Regions from separate parts of the Homo sapiens genome. Here region 2 is linked to region 1. The links are chromatin loops, found by intact Hi-C in ENCODE. Cell type or tissue: ascending aorta. All regions are shown on one strand. Links, peaks and the distances in the headings refer to the core of each region. The heading gives the core; the rest is flanking DNA.

Region 1 (7,686 bases), core at 847-5,846:
TGTCTAACTGATGCCAGAGAACTTAAGAGGCATGGGGTTTTAGAAAATCATTCCACTGTGATGGAAAATGGTTTTGGGGGAATTTGTGTTGCATTGGTTTTAAGAAAAAAAGTACTTCAAAGGGAGTTTTTTTTTTGATGGGATTTCTTTTAAGGATAACTGACTTCCATTCCACCACAGCGGGTCCCTGTCCACTGTGGGGAGGAGCGCCTTGATTTCCACCCCGGGCAGGGCTGCCTCCAGGAACTGCAGCAGCCACCTGCTCTGGCCCTCCACTCCCCAGGACATGGGTTACATTAAAGCGTATCTGTTGGAATGATACAGAACCAAAGTACAGTAATTAAATTGCATACAGAGACACACCCATAAAGAAGTTTTTTGTTTTGTTTTTTGAAACAGAGTCTCACTCTGTCACCTGGGAGTGCAGTGGCACGATCTTGGCTCACTGCAACCTCCGCCTTCTAGGTTCAAGAGATTCTCCTGCCTCAGCCTCCCGAGTAGCTGGGTTTACAGGTGCCTGCCACCACACCTGGCTGATTTTTGTATTTTTAGTAGAGACCGGATTTTGCCATGTTGGCCAGGCTGGTCTTGAACTCCTGACTTCAGGTGATCCACCCACCTCAGCCTTCCAAAGTGCCCATATGGAGATTTTTAAGGTCAGAGGTATAAACTGTACATACTCACTCCCTGGGAGAAATTCCTTGCTGGACTCTGGTTTTCTTTGAATTGCAGAGTAAACAGCTAGGCTTTGTGAATTACAGAGTAAGTAGTTTATTTACCCCTGAGGAGGGAAGAGGCAGCTTATTTGTGCTAGTGTAGCAGTGAGCTTGGGTTCTAAGTTTGAAGACATCACTTCACGCTTCACTGGGGCTCAGTTTTTCTCCTTTATGAAATTCGAGGTTTGGGCCTCGGGGCAAGTCACAGGGTGGGGCTGTGTTTGCTGCAGTGAGTCTCACGTCCCGCTTCAGCATCAGGGTACCAGCACTGTTCATCCCCCAGGTAAACTCCTCTAGTAACTTCAGGGCAACCCCTTTAGACTTACGGGGTGAGCTCTTGCGGGTGGCTGTCACCATCTGTCATCTGTCTCCAAGACCATAGTTAGAGGAGGGGCCCAATAGCAGCACCCCTCAAATGCCAGCAGCATCCCTCAAATGCCAACAGCACCCCTCAAATGCCAACAGCACCCCTCAAATGCCAACAGCACCCCTCAGATGCCAACAGCACCCCTCAAATGCGCTTTCCTAGATGTTACAGAGGACCATGTGTGAACCTTTTCTGGCAGGAAGCTCTGGTGTTCTTGTTTAGTCTGGCATTGCCAGAGAGTAGGCAGCTCTGAAGGGTAGATAGTTTTTAAAAAAAAAAAAAAAAGGCGGCCCACTACACTAAAGGATAATCATCAAGGATAGCCAAGAGCACAGTTCATAAATCAAAATCACTGCCTTAAAAATGTTGAGAATGCTTTCATTAAGTGCTTAAATTGGATAACAGACTTGTGCCTCAATGCTCAATCAGAAATAATAAAATTCTCTTACAGTGACTATCTTAATGTTCTTTTGTGTCTTCTCTTTGTTGCTGTCTGGCCCATATCTCCTGTACATTCCCCGCAATCCCCTTGTTTTCCTTCGTGCACTAACCTTCGCCTCTCTGCCTGTCTTCTTGCTTCCAGGGCTGGGTCTTCTTGATCTCTTTATTCCCGGGGTGGCACAAAATACTCAATAAGCACTCCAGAGTTTCCCCAGGGCCTCTTCTCACCCCTCACTGCCCCCATAGCAAACCGGGCCCACACCTTCCTCAACTCTGAGCTCTCTGTACTGTGCGCAGGGATGCAGGTGGTCCTCTTGGCCGGTTCAGGCAGCAGACTGGTGGAAACACTAATGAAGTTTGTTGAGTGTCACAATGTGCTGACACACTTCTAAGCGCTTGGCACGTTTAACTCATGAAATCACCAGTCATCTTAACATTGAGATACCGAGGACAGTGCCGTTTAAAAACCTGACCCAGAGCCGGGTGTCGTGGCTCACGCCTATAATCCCAGCACTTTGGGAGACCCAGGTGGGGAGAGCACCTGAGCTCAGGAGTTCAAGACTAGCCTGGCCAACATGGTGAAACCCCGTCTCTACCAAAAATACAAAATTAGTCGGGTGTGCTGGTGGGTGCCTGTAATCTCAGCTACTCTGTAGGCTGAGGCAGGAAAATCGCTTGAACCTGGGAGGCAGAGGTTGTGGTGAGCCAGGATCACACCACTGGACTCCAGCCTGGGCAAGAAGAGCGAATATTTCGTCTAAAAAAAAAAAACCTGACCCAATTGTTTGGAGTGTCTGTTGCCAACTCCCCTGAGCTAGTGACCTAGTGGGAGCGGCCGGAAAGGCTGTTGCCTTTTGGAACTTCAGCAGCCCGACAGACGACTCCATCACTGGCCAGGTGCCTCCTCCCAAGGTGGGAGACGAATGAGGCAGTTTGTAAAGGCTTCTGAAGAGTGTTAGAGAAAGGTGCTGTGCAAATACAGGTATTGTTATTTACAAGTGATGGATGGCACTGCATCATGTCCTGGCAAATGTGCTGTCGTCTGCAGTCCTCTGTAGAAGTAATCCAGCCTTAATGATTTGAGACCTTACCACTGCTCTTGACTACAAAATATTTGCAGAGAAATGGGGTGAGTGCTTGTTTGATGAGTTATTGCAAATGCAGATTAGCAGAGTTAGAATTAGCGAGATTCTTTCTGTTTCATCTAACAGCAGTCATAGCATTCCACAGCAGAAAAGAGGACCTAATTATAAGCCTCGCTATTACTCATTTCTGCCAGTCTTTGTGAGTCTGTGGCAGTGAGATGTGTAAAATCTCTTTGTTAAATACATTTTGCTGGCCCTGTTCCCCTCCATTTCCCAGTGGAGCCAAAACCATGTGTCAGTAGAGTTCTCATAAATCTGCTACATGATAGCTTTGAATGTTACTAATCTTACATGTGGTTTTCTTTGAAAAGCAGACTCTACATCCCCTCTCAAAGTGAATTAAATGGAAATATAAGCACGATTATATTTATTTCAAGCCATGTTACTTTTTTTAGTAACTTCAGAGTAACTTAGTTCTCTCTTACACTAATTGATACGTCAGACATGAGTTAAGGATGCCTTTCAAAAGTCTAGTGTAATTCTCCCTGAATTATCTCCCTGCAGAAAGACTTTCAGATTATCCATTGCTAGAAACAGAAGACTAATTTGTCTTCTATTAACCCTGTGGTCACAGATTTGCTAAGCATAGTCCCAGTGTCAACCAGTCAGGACCAGAAATTGAATGGTCCAGGTAAGAGGTCTGCCCTTGTTCCCAACATGCCAAGGAAAACAAGACCCTTTAGTTACTATCTTTTTTCAGAAGCCTTCTGTCAAGGTGGCCCATGGCATTTCACCTCTTCCCTAGCCTTTTTTTGTTGTTCTTGTCTAGACAGGGTCTCTCTCAGGCTTGAGTGCAGTGGCGTGATCTTGGCTCACTGCAACCTTGGCCTCCTGGGCTCAAGAGATCTTCTCGCCTCAGTGTGCTGAGTAGCTGGGACTACAGGTGTGCACCACCACAACCAGCTAATTTGTGTATTTTGTGTAGACACAAGGTTTTACTATGTTGTCCAGTCAGGTCTCAAACTCCTGGGCTCAAGCGACCTGCCCACCTTGGCCTCCCAAAGTGTTGGGACTCCAGGCATGAGCCACCGCACCCAGCCTTCCCTAGCCATTTTTGGTTATCTGTGACTTCTAACGTCTTTGTGAGTGTCCTTTTCATTTCGGCCAGTGCCCTGTGCATTCTTACTTGGTTTTGTGACTGCTTTTCCCTTCCCAGCTTCAGAAGTTTTTTTTGTTTCTATAGAGAATGTTCACTTTTGTATAAAGTACTATATTAGGTATAGAGAATGGTACTTCCTGTTGTAACAAACAACCTAAATTCTCAGTGGCCAAACTAATCCAGGTTTATTTCTCTCCTGGGTGGGGTCTTCTTAACAAAGAGCAATTCAGAGGCCCAGACACCCCTTGCTGTATAACACTAGCTTTTCATTGTGTGGCTGCTGCTGAGGGGACAAGTGTAGGTCGCCGTGCTGGGGTCCGTATGGTGTGGCCCACAAGTGGTATGCATCATCACATCAGTTTCCTATGGCTGCTGTACCAAATCACAATAAACTTAGTGGTTCTAAACAACACAGTTTTATTATGTTACAGTTCTAGAGGTGAGAAGTCCAAGATGGGTCTCACTGGGCTAAAATCAAAGTATCCACAGGGCAACTGGTTCCTTCTGGAGGATCGGGGAGAATCCCATTTTCTTGCCTTTTCCAGCTTCTAGAGGCTGCCCACTTTCCTTGGCTCGTGGCGCCTTCCTCCACAAGCCAAGGAAAGCTTCTTCAAAGGCAGCAATGACCAGTCACATCCTCACATCACACACTCAGAGCCCTGACTCTTCCGCCTCCCTCTTTCACATTCAGAGACCCTTGAGATTACATGGGCCCACCTGGGTAATCCAGAATAATCTCCTCACCTTCAGTCTATGATTCTAAGCACAGAATAGCAGTTTCCCTTCTTCTTCCTCAGCTTACAGTCAGCTGATGAGCAACCTTAATTCCATCTACAACCCTCATTTCCCCTGGCCGTGTAGCCCAGCACACTCACAGGTTCCAGAGTGGGGGGACGTGATGACATGATGCTGCCCACCAAAGTCACTTTTCCCCATACTATTGGGCAGGACCCAGTTTGATGCCCCCAATCCAACTACGGGGAAGCTGGGAGTGAGACTGGCAAACACCTGACTAGTCCTAGCCTCAACCAATTCCCAATGACAGCTTTTCCAAAGCACTTCCAGGCAGCCGATCCTACTTTCCCCTAAACTTTTTGAATCAGCCTCCCTGCACTCAAGGATATACATGTAGCTGCTCCATGTACCTCCCAGCTTGAAAGGGGCCCAGTCAGATGTCCGGCAAGGTGCCCATCCTGGCCCAGTCAGTACTCATTTTGTCCTTTGGGTCAGAAACTATGTCAAGGATGGAACACACACTGCTGTGGAAGATGGAGTGTTTGGCCCAGGGGGGTCCCACTATGTCTCTGAACTTCATTCTTTAACAGGGTTGCTCCGTGTAATTTAAGAGCCTTCTCACCTTCACAGTCTATGATTCTGAGCACAGAATAGCAGTATGAAGCCAACGAGAGTGCAAATTCAGGAAAGTATCTGGGGCTCCAGCTCATTTTTTAGCACAAACCATTACTTCTACCTTATCTATGCACACCTGAAAGCTCCTGTAAGGGCTCCACTTGGTCTGGGGGCAAGGTTCTCATTGGGGTCTTCTATAACTTATGTCTGTTATTGGGCCAGACTGTCAGTACCCACTCTCTGCATACGTTCTTACCGCCTCTCACCCCTTTATCCTCTCCACTTTTTAGGGTTCCCACCTTCAGGTGCATGGGCTTCCATAGATGTGAGTCTCCACTTGCCAGTGATTCTCCTCTCTCCTGGTGGAGTCATTTTTCTTAACTAAGATAGGCCATAGTCCCTTGCCCTGTTCGCATTGGGAAGTTCTACCCACCTAATCTCACCAGCCCCTTTGCTTACCTGCCACTACATTGCTCTACCTGAGATCCTTTGGTTTAATCATAACCTGCAGCACTGGTTGTTTTCTGTTTTGTTTTGTTCCTTCCACTGGAACAGTCCTCAGAACCTTTCGTCACTTCTTTTAGGTAGAAGAGCTTCCCTTTGAATAACATTTCCATAGCTCTTCTCAGGCAAGAACAAAGGTAGCATATACTTGTGAGTCATACTCCAGTACCTGCAGTGGATGCTTTTGGGACATTTGTGTGAGTTAACAGCCCTTCCTAGCTCCCTGCTGGAAATTGCTCCCTGGTTCATGGAACTCTTCCAGTATTTCCCCTTTCTTCTTCCCGCAGTAGCATTTTCTAGTTTGCTATTTGGCACTAGCAGATAGCAAGCCACCAGTGACTGCATCTTACAGCCAGGCATCCTGACACCTGAGGACGGATGCTTGGCCCAGGGTCCCACATAGTCATTTGCCTCCTTGGTGTTTGCTTACCTCCCAGATGTGACCGTAGGTAAAGCTTCCTCCACTCCCCTTCCCACTTGGGCAGGCAGCTGCTCTGTGGAGAGCTTTTCATTTCAAACTCACCTTCCCTTATCTAGGTAGTGTAATAACCTGGCCCTGTCTGTAGGCCGTTCCTTTGAGTTACTCTCAGAAGCCATGGTGCTCTGCTTCCTGGAAGGAATCTGATCAAGGAAAGGCTTACCTACGATTAAGGGTGGAACCCAGTTTGCCGCTTGCCAGCTGTGCGATTTGGGGCCGCTGGCTTCCCCTTCTCCCTGCCTCAGGATCTACTCCGTGGGGCTGCTGTGCAGTGAAAGATGCGTGGACTCCAAGTGGTTAGAGCGGTGCCTGCCACAGAGTGGTGATGAGGAGCAGAAGTTGGATCTGTGATTCTCCCAAAGCTTCCTCAGGTGGTGATGTAATGACGGAGGTCCTGGTGGTGGTCAGCACCACGATGGGCAGGTGCTTTACAGGGCATGGCCTTCATTCCCCAGCAACCCGTAGGGCAGCGCTCTTTAAGGAACTGCTGTGAAGAGAGGGTGAAGAGCTGGAAAAGCACCAACGATTTGAGGACTCCAGAGGCCTCTCTTGAGTACTAAATGCTAACTTAAAAACCCATTTAATAAGACTAGCTAACAGTTGAGCACATCCTGTGTGCCAGGTCCTGTTGGAGGCATTTCATGTGTCCTAACTCATGTAATCCTCAGCTGGCCCTGGGAGAGGGGAACATTTTCACTCTTTCTTCATAGGTGGCAGACCCTGAGGCACAGAGAGCTTCAGCAACTTGCCCACACACAGCCACACACACAAGCACATACGTATGCACACATGTGCACACACTTATGCACAGGCACATGCACACACACACACACACAGGCAGAACTGGGATTTGATCCCAAGGTTCTGGCTCCAGCATCTGTGTTCTTATCCTCTGCACAGCACTTCTGCTAAGAGGAAGCTTATTTTTTACATTTGAAGCTCTCATTTGAATAACAACCACCACGACAAAAATCTAAGGTTTTTCTGTTTCTCCTAAAAATACTGATTTGCAAATAATTCTGCAAAGATTTCTGCAAAAGTAATTCTTCTTTTGTAGTTTTACAAATGAAGAGTTCTAGAGACAGTGATACAACAATCACAATAAATATGTGCTGTCATATTTTTTGGCAGTATTGTAAGTTAAAATGAATCTGTCTCAGCTTTGAGTTATTATTGTTATTATTGCCACTTTTTATTGCTACATTAATCACCAAACATAACTGAGAGGGATTAATGAAGTTAATTGTTTTTAGAAACTAAATTAAATGCAAGTGCTAATGCTGGGTGACTGAGCCTTGACACTGTGTGCTTATTTCAGCAGAGGAGCGGACAGGCTGCCCTGCAGGAGCTTCAGAAGACTTGATCATTTCAAATGTCACCTTAACATTCATCATTAGTTTTCTTTATAGTTAGTTGCACAGCTCTTTTTATTTTTACTTTATGAACACATCTGTGAGTTACAGTTTAAAAGTTTTATGTGTGCCAAGTTGGAAAGATTCAGAGATCATTTTTAAATGGGCATCTGTATTGTTGGTTTGGCCTGCCTTAACAAAATACCACAGACTGGGTGGCTTAAACCATAGACA
Region 2 (7,686 bases), core at 1,345-6,344, 150 kb after region 1:
TTTTTATTACATATGCATGTATCCATAAACAATATATTTTTATTTATTTATTTATTTATTTTGAGAAGGAGTTTCGCTCTGCTGCCCAGGCTGAAGTGCAGTGGCGCAATCTCAGCTTACCGCAACCTCCGCCCCCCAGGTTCAAGCAATTCTCCTGCCTCGGCCTCCCAGGTAGCTGGGATTACAGTCTCCCGCCACCACACCCAGCTAATTTTTTTATTTTTAGTAGAGACGGGTTTCGCCACGTTGGCCAAGCTGGTCTCAAACTCCTGACCTCAGGTGATCCACCCACCTCGGCCTCCCAAAGTGCCGGGATTACAGACGTGAGCCACTGTGCCCAAGCGATATATTTAATAGGGAGCATTATTTCCTATTGCAACTATTTGCACAAAATGCTCTCCATGTACATCTGAGCCTGAAACTTGGTTTATTCACGCAGTGCTGGACGTGATTCAGCCAAATCACTGGCAAATGCATCGTGACTGCTATAGTGTCTCTGCATGTTCATCCATGCCCCTAAACTGATAGACACTGTGTCCAAAGTTCTGTGACTACAAATACAGAGAGCACTGAAATTAAAACCTTGATCTGTATCTCCTGATGCACCTGAGCTGGAAATTAATTGCGATCCTCGCCTGTGTCAGTTTTTCGACCAGGGCACTATTGACATGTGGGGCCAGATAATTCTTTATTCGGGGGGGGGGCTGTCCCCTGTACTATGCAATCCCTGGTCTCTACCCATTAGACGTCAGGAGCATCTCCTACCCTCATTTATGACAACCCAAAATGCCTCTAGACATTGCCAAATGCACCCTGGGAGGCAAAATTGCCCCAGGAGAGAACCAGTGCTCTAAGTGGACAAGCTGGGGGTAGAACATGAGCCAAAGTCCTCTCCAAAGCGGCTGCAACAACTTCAACTCCACCACTCATGGGTGAAAGTTACAGTTTTTCTTCATTCTCACCAATTCCCAATACCTTTGCATTTTCACCAATCGGATGCTTAAACATTGTTATTGTGTTTTCACTTCGCATTCCTGATTGCCAGTAAGACTGGCCACCTTTCCATGCATCTATTGGCTGTCTGGATTTCCTCTTTGGTGAAGGATTTAATTATGTCTTTTGTCCATTTCCCATTGGCTTCTTTGTCTTTTCCTCATTGATCAGTATGAATTCTTTTTTTGTGTGTTTTGTTTTTTTTAGATGGAGTCTCACTCTGTCACCCAGGCTATAGTGCAATGGCACAATCTCAGCTCACGGCAGCCTCCATCTCCTGGGTTCAAGCGATTCTCCCACCTCAGCTGCCCAAGTAGCTGAGATTACAGGTGCCTGCCACCATGCCTGGCTAATTTTTGTATTTTTAGTAGAAATGGGGTTTCACCACGTCGGCCAGTCTGGTCTCGAACCCCTGACCTCAAATGATCTGCCCACCTCAGCCTCCCAAAGTGCTGGGATTACAGGGGTGAGCCACAGCACCTAGCCCAGTTTGAATTCTTTATAATACTTGAGGACAGTGCTGTCCAATAAAGACATAAGGGGAGCCACAAATGTAATGGAAAATTTTTTTTGGAGACAGGTCTTGGTCTGTTACCTGCTGGAGTGCATCACGGCTCACTGCAGCCTTCGCCTCCCAGGCTCAAACAATCCTCCCCCCTCAGCCTCCCTAGTAGCTGGGACTATGGGTGAGCACCACCACATCCAGCTAATTTTTGTATTTTTGTAGAGATGGTGTTTTGCCATGTTACCGAGGCTGGTCTCGAACTCCTGGGCTCAAGTGATCTGCGCACCTCTGCCTCCCAAAGTGCTGAGATTACAGGCATGAGCTACTGCACCTGGCTGATAATTTTTAATTTTCTAGTGGCCAAATTAATAAAAGCCAAATGAAATCCTAATAAATATATTGTATTTAACTCAACATATCCAAAATATTACCATTTCAAAATGTAATCAATAGAAAAATTTTAATGAGCTATTTTACCTTTTTTGGATGAATCTAGTACATATTTTACACTTACGGCACACCTCAGTTGCACTGTGTTCCACAGCCACTTGGAGGTACCAGCTACACTACTGGGCAATACAGCCCTAGACACTAAAGCTGGCATCAGGATGGCACTGGCGCCCAAGGCTGGCACTAAGATGTGGCAAAGGAGGCCCTGGGGCACCAAATTTAAAGAGGCGCTCCCTCTCAGGCACCACAGAGAGTAGGTGCCTCTGTAAATGCTGCCCCTGGACCTGAAGCTCTGTCAAGGGTGTTGCGATTGTTTTCTCGACACCACTTGTTTTTCATTTACCATCCCGTTTTACGTTTCGATGCAGTCATATTATTAATCTTTTCCTTTATAGGAATGCTTTTTGTCATGCGTTTAAGCAATGCCTCCCATTCAAAAACCCTAAAGATATTCCTCTGTATTTAATTTCAACAGTTTCAAGTTTTTTTTTTTTTCATAGTGAGGTCTTGAATCCACCATGGTTTTTATTATAGAAGTTTAATTTTACCTTTTTCTGTTTTCCTAGCACAATATATGAACACATCCATTCTTTTCCCATTGGTAGTAACAGCATGCTCAAGCTCATCCCACCTCCCCATAAACACAGGAATGAACCTGAGAGTTGCTCCCATTGGTCTAACAATCTACCTCAGCCCCAAGGCAATCCTGATTCGCTACTGCAGCCTTGTGTTTTGCAGGGAAGAAACCTTCCTTGCTCTTCCCCTTCAGAACTACCACGGCTCTTTTTTTTTTTTTTTTTTAGATGGAGTCTCGCTCTGTTGCCTAGGCTGGAGTGCAGTGGCACAATCTTGGCTCACTGCAATGTCCGCCTCATGGGTTCAGGCGATTCTCCTGCCCCAGCCTCCTGAGTAGCTGAGACTACAGTCATGCACCACCACGCCCATTTTTTTTTTTTTTTTTGTATTTTTTTAGTGGAGACAGGGTTTCACCATGTTGATCAGGCTGGTCTCGAGCTCCTGACCTCAAGTGATCCACCCGCCTCAGCCTCCCAAAGTCCTAGGAATATAGGCGTGAGCCCCCGTACTCAGCCTGCTGTTGCTATTCTTGATTACCAAGCTTCGTTTTAAAAGTCAAATTCAGTTCTCAGTCCTTCTAGAAGGAGTGGTGATGAAGATTGTGCAAAACACCAGACCACAGGTCACGAGAGGACGCCTAAGACGACATGCTCAGGCTGCCAGGAATAGGCATTTGTGCTCCTCCTAGAGAGGGCTAAAGGAAACTGCTGCTAGGAGGCACTCAGTAACAAGGAGCTTTAAATAAGAAGATGAACTCACAGACAGTCCAGCAGGAAAACAAGCAGCTGGAAGCTCATCGTCCAGTGTGTTTCACTGTCCCAAGTAGACTTCAGTATTCCTCAAAAATGTCCCTGACAACACTCTCTATTCTCTTCCACTTATCATATACAGTAGCATGCACAGGAGGAAGATTCACTCAAGTATGGGCGACGGTCTGTGAAGAAGCTGGTGAAAGTACACACACAAAGTCTTTTTTAATTGTTTGAACCAGGACAATTCAGTTGCACTGGATTCAGCTGCAGTACTCACTGGCGTTATTCCGTTATCTATTTCTTCCTGCCTCTTGGTAAAATTGCATTTCCCCACCCTTTCTGAGTTCTGACTTGACCATCTGGTTTGCTTTGGGTAATTAAACGTAAGTGAAATAGCAGGTGTCACTTCCAGGAGGAAGTTTCGAGAGACGGTGGACGATGTGCCACCTTCCCTTTTCTTGACTTGACTGCCCTTGAAGCTCAGAGATGCAACTGCTCCCAGACTGGGCCTCCGGAGTGAGGGCAGAGAGAGCAGAGCCCTGCCCCCTCTAGCCGGCGCACAACAGCATGAATGAGCGAGAGGCAAACCTTTGTTATTTTAAGCCACTGGGACTTGAAGTGGTTTGTTATCACAGCATCACAGTCTATTCTGAGTGTGTGTGTGTGCGTGTAACAGTAGCATACATCATCTATTCATGTGTCAGGTTGCCTACTTTCTTTTTCCCTTGGGAAGAACTGTCCTTTATTTTAAGATTATGTCTTTGATACTTGATTGGGCACAAAATGTACTTATAAAATGGGCTGGGCGTGGTGGCTCATGCCTGTAACCCCAACACTTTGGGAGGCTGAGGTGGGTGGATCACTTGAGGTCAGGAGTTCAAGACCAGCCTGGCCAACATGGTGAAATCCTGTCTCTATTAAAAATACAAAAAAATGAGCCAGGTGTAGTAACGCACACCTGTAATCGCAACTACTCAGGAGGCTGAGGCAGGAGAATGGCATGAACCTGGGAGGCGGAGCTTGCAGCGAGCTGAGATTGCGCCACTGCCCTCTAACCTGGGCGACAGAGCAAGACTCCACCTCAAAAAAAAAAAAAAAAGACAGAGTCTTGCTCTGTCGCCAGGCTGGAGTGCAGTGGCACGATCTCAGGTCACTGCAACCTCCACCTCGTGGGTTCAAGTGATTCTCCTGCCTCAGCCTCCCGAGTAGCTGGGACTACAGGCACTCGCCAACACGCCCAGCTAATTTTTGTATTTTTAGTAGAGACAGGGCTTCACCATGTTGGCCAGGATGGTCTCGATCTCTTGACCTTGTGATCCGCCCACCTTGGCCTCCCAAAGTGCTGGGATTACAGGCGTGAGCTACTGTGCCAGGCCAATATTTGTATTTTTATCTATGCTTTTCTGCTTCAAATAAAGAGATGCCTAATAAACTGTTTTAAATAAAGAAATGACATTTTATTAATAAAATAAATAAATATGTAAAATACATCAAGATAATTCCTTCCAACATGGGGTCACCTTGTAGCCCTGTAATCAGGATTTGATAAATTCAAGGTTGTCAGTAATTCAAAACAATTTCCCTTTAGACTAAATTTTGCATAAAACGTAAATCTTATTATCACTGCAAACCTCTCGCTGGGATTTATGATTTTAGATTAGTAATGTATGAAACCACTACTTTGTTCAACTGTATTCCCTCTGCCAACTTCATGTATATACCTAATCTATTCCTATCTCAGAGGCTCATCTAATTTTCCCAACACTGGGAGTGGTTTCCACGCAGTGATCATACAAGCATTATGTGATGAAAGAAAACTAAGCCTGTTAACCGTTGACCTGAAGGCAGTGACTGTCAGTAACAATTACATGTTCTTCCAACCATTGATTCACTTAATCTTTCTGAAATTAAGCTTGGAATTTTTACAACAGATGTACAAAGCTCGACAGAGAACTTAAAGGAACTAGCAAGGCTAGAAGAGCGGAACACAGAAACTCACTCAGCCAGGCATGGTGGCTCATGCCTGTAATCCCAGCAGTTTGGGAGGTTGAGGCAGGCGGATCACCTGAGGTCAGATGTTCGAGACCAGCCTGGCCAACATGGTGAAACCCTGTCTCTACTAATCATACAAAAATTAGCTGGGCATGGTGGCGAGTGCCTGTAATCCCAGCTACTTGGGAGGCTGAGGCAAGAGAATCACTTGAACCCGGGAGGCGGAGGTTGCTGTGAGCTGAAATCTTGCCACTGCACTCCAGCCTGGGCAACAACAACAAAACTCCACCTCAAAAAAAAAAAGGAAGAAGAAAAGGAAAGAAAGAAACTCAATGAGAAAGAGGTCATGCAGGGGATGAATTACAACAGCAAAAACACAGACCCTGTCCTAGTACCATGTATGTCTGTCATGAGTATACTTTTCTTATTCATTCCATACCCTGTACTTCTAATATTCACAACCACAACTGTGGTAGCCAGCCTCCTGGATGGCCCCAATGATCTTCGTTTCCTCCTGGTATTCACATCCTTGGTGATCACCTCCCATGCTGCATCAGGGCTGGCCCCATATGGCAGGAGTAATGGTGTGTGCCTTCCAAGGCCAGATCCTAAAAGATCTTGCAGCTTTCACCCTGGTCTCCTGGATTGCAGGCTCCTGAGGAAGCCGGCCGCCACGCCCTGTGGACACTCAAGCAGCTCTATGGAGAGACCCACAGGGAGAGGAACTGAGGCCCCCAGCTAACTGCCAGCACCAATGTGCCAGCCACGAGAGAGAGCCACTTTGGAAGAGGACCCTGTGGCCTCAGTCAAGCCTTCAGACAACTACAGCCACAGCCAGCATCCCACTGCAACTCACGAGAAACCCTCAGTCAGAACTGCCCAACCAGGTTCCCACATTCCCGAGCCATAGACACTGTGAGAGAAAATAAATGATAATTATTATTTAAAGCCACTGTGTTTTGGGGTGATGCATGTAGCATTAGATAATACAAACATCAACAAGTCATAAGGATAGAATAATGACAAAATCCAGTTACAATTTTCCAAAGCCTGTCATATTAACATATAATTCTATGTTTCTGTCTTGAGAACTGGATCATTCATTAAAGTTGAATATATGTTTATATAAGACAATATATAATTAAATAAAACATATTAGTATTTTATTATTAGCCATTGAGATCTACTAGATGTTAGGTGCAGCGAGATTAGATATAATTAATTCTGCAACTCAGCTAAGAAAATCTCCTCTCTGGACTTCACTATACTCCCAGAAGACACCAGGAGAGTGCTATATTTTTCTTTTTTTTTTCTTTTTTTTTTTTTTCAAAAAGGTTCTCCTTTTGGTCAGGCACAGTGGCTCACACCTGTAATCCCAGCACTTTAGGAGGCTGAGGTGGGAGGATTGCTTGAGGTCAGGGGATCGAGACCAGCCTGGTCGACATGGCGAAACCCCATCTCTACCAAAAAATATAAAAATTAGCCGGGTGCGGTGGCGCATATCTGTGGTCCCAGCTACTCGGGAGGCTGAGGTGGGAGAATCACTTGAACCCAGGAAGCGGAGGTTGCAGTGAGCCGAGATCACGCCACTGTACTCCAGCCCGGGTGACAGAGAAAGACTCTGTCTGAAAAAAAAAAAAAAAAAAAGCCAGGCGCGGTGGCTCACACCTGTAATCCCAGCACTCTGGGAGGCCAAGGCGGGTGGATCACAAGGTCAGGAGTTTGAGACCAGCCTGGCCAACATGGTGAAACTCCGTCCCTACTAAAAATACAAAATTAGCTGGGTGTGGTGGCAGGCACCTGTAATTGCAGCTACTGGGGAGGCTGAGGCAGGAGAATCGCTTGAACCCAGGAGGCAGAGGTTATAGTGAGCCGAGATTGCACCATTGCACTCCAGCCTGGGCAAAAAGAGTGAAACTCCATCTCAAAAAAAAAAAAAAAGTTCTCCTTTTGAAATTATTTTAAAAAGTTTAAAAAAAAACATTTTTCTATGGTATAATCTTACATTTATCAAATATTAGTAAAATTGAGGTATATAAAGAATTTTAATCATGAGGAAAGGCTTAAATTACCATAAGATAAATATACATTTAAAACAATTATATAAAATCATCTATTAACACTGCATGACAAAAAACAAGAGAGAAATGCACTAAGCCTTCAGTAGTAATTGATTCTGAATAGGTTATAAAAAGTTGTAAAAAGTCTCATTTTTCCCTACAATGAACATCTATTTTTATTTAATAATCAGAAAATACAAAATGTTTAAGGATGGGGCTGGGCACAGTGGCTCACCCCTGTAATCCCAGTACTTTGGGAGGCCAACGCAGGTGGATCATCTGAGGTCAGGAGTTCAAGACCAGCCTGGGCAACATGGCAAAACCCCGTCTCTACTAAAAATACAACAATTAACCTGGC

What was found. Peaks named below come from ENCODE experiments on the same cell type or tissue, not always from the same donor. Only the 100,000 strongest peaks of a DNase experiment are listed, where the experiment ranks them.
Region 2: a loop joins it to region 1, with 2.2 times the contacts of the local background. A loop is called at or near these places in 3 of 110 quality-filtered maps.

The regions. Positions count from the first base shown.
Region 1 is chr5:10,751,889-10,759,574 of GRCh38, reverse strand. All of the region lies in intron 1 of DAP (death associated protein), which reads left to right. Among named protein-coding and RNA genes, the nearest start is that of DAP-DT, 5.3 kb to the left of the region's middle. RefSeq lists an enhancer at 2,532-2,611 and a silencer at 2,832-2,921. In ascending aorta, for the core only: no CTCF peak of the experiment used is centred there; a DNase peak (open chromatin) is centred at 2,880; H3K4me3 peaks cover 1,349 bases; H3K27ac peaks cover 2,223 bases.
Region 2 is chr5:10,603,420-10,611,105 of GRCh38, reverse strand. The region is part of intron 1 of ANKRD33B (ankyrin repeat domain 33B); the gene reads right to left. Among named protein-coding and RNA genes, the nearest start is that of ANKRD33B, 43 kb to the right of the region's middle. RefSeq lists an enhancer at 2,891-3,140 and a silencer at 3,811-3,860. In ascending aorta, for the core only: a CTCF peak has its summit at 3,243; DNase peaks (open chromatin) are centred at 3,165 and 3,778; H3K27ac peaks cover 1,161 bases.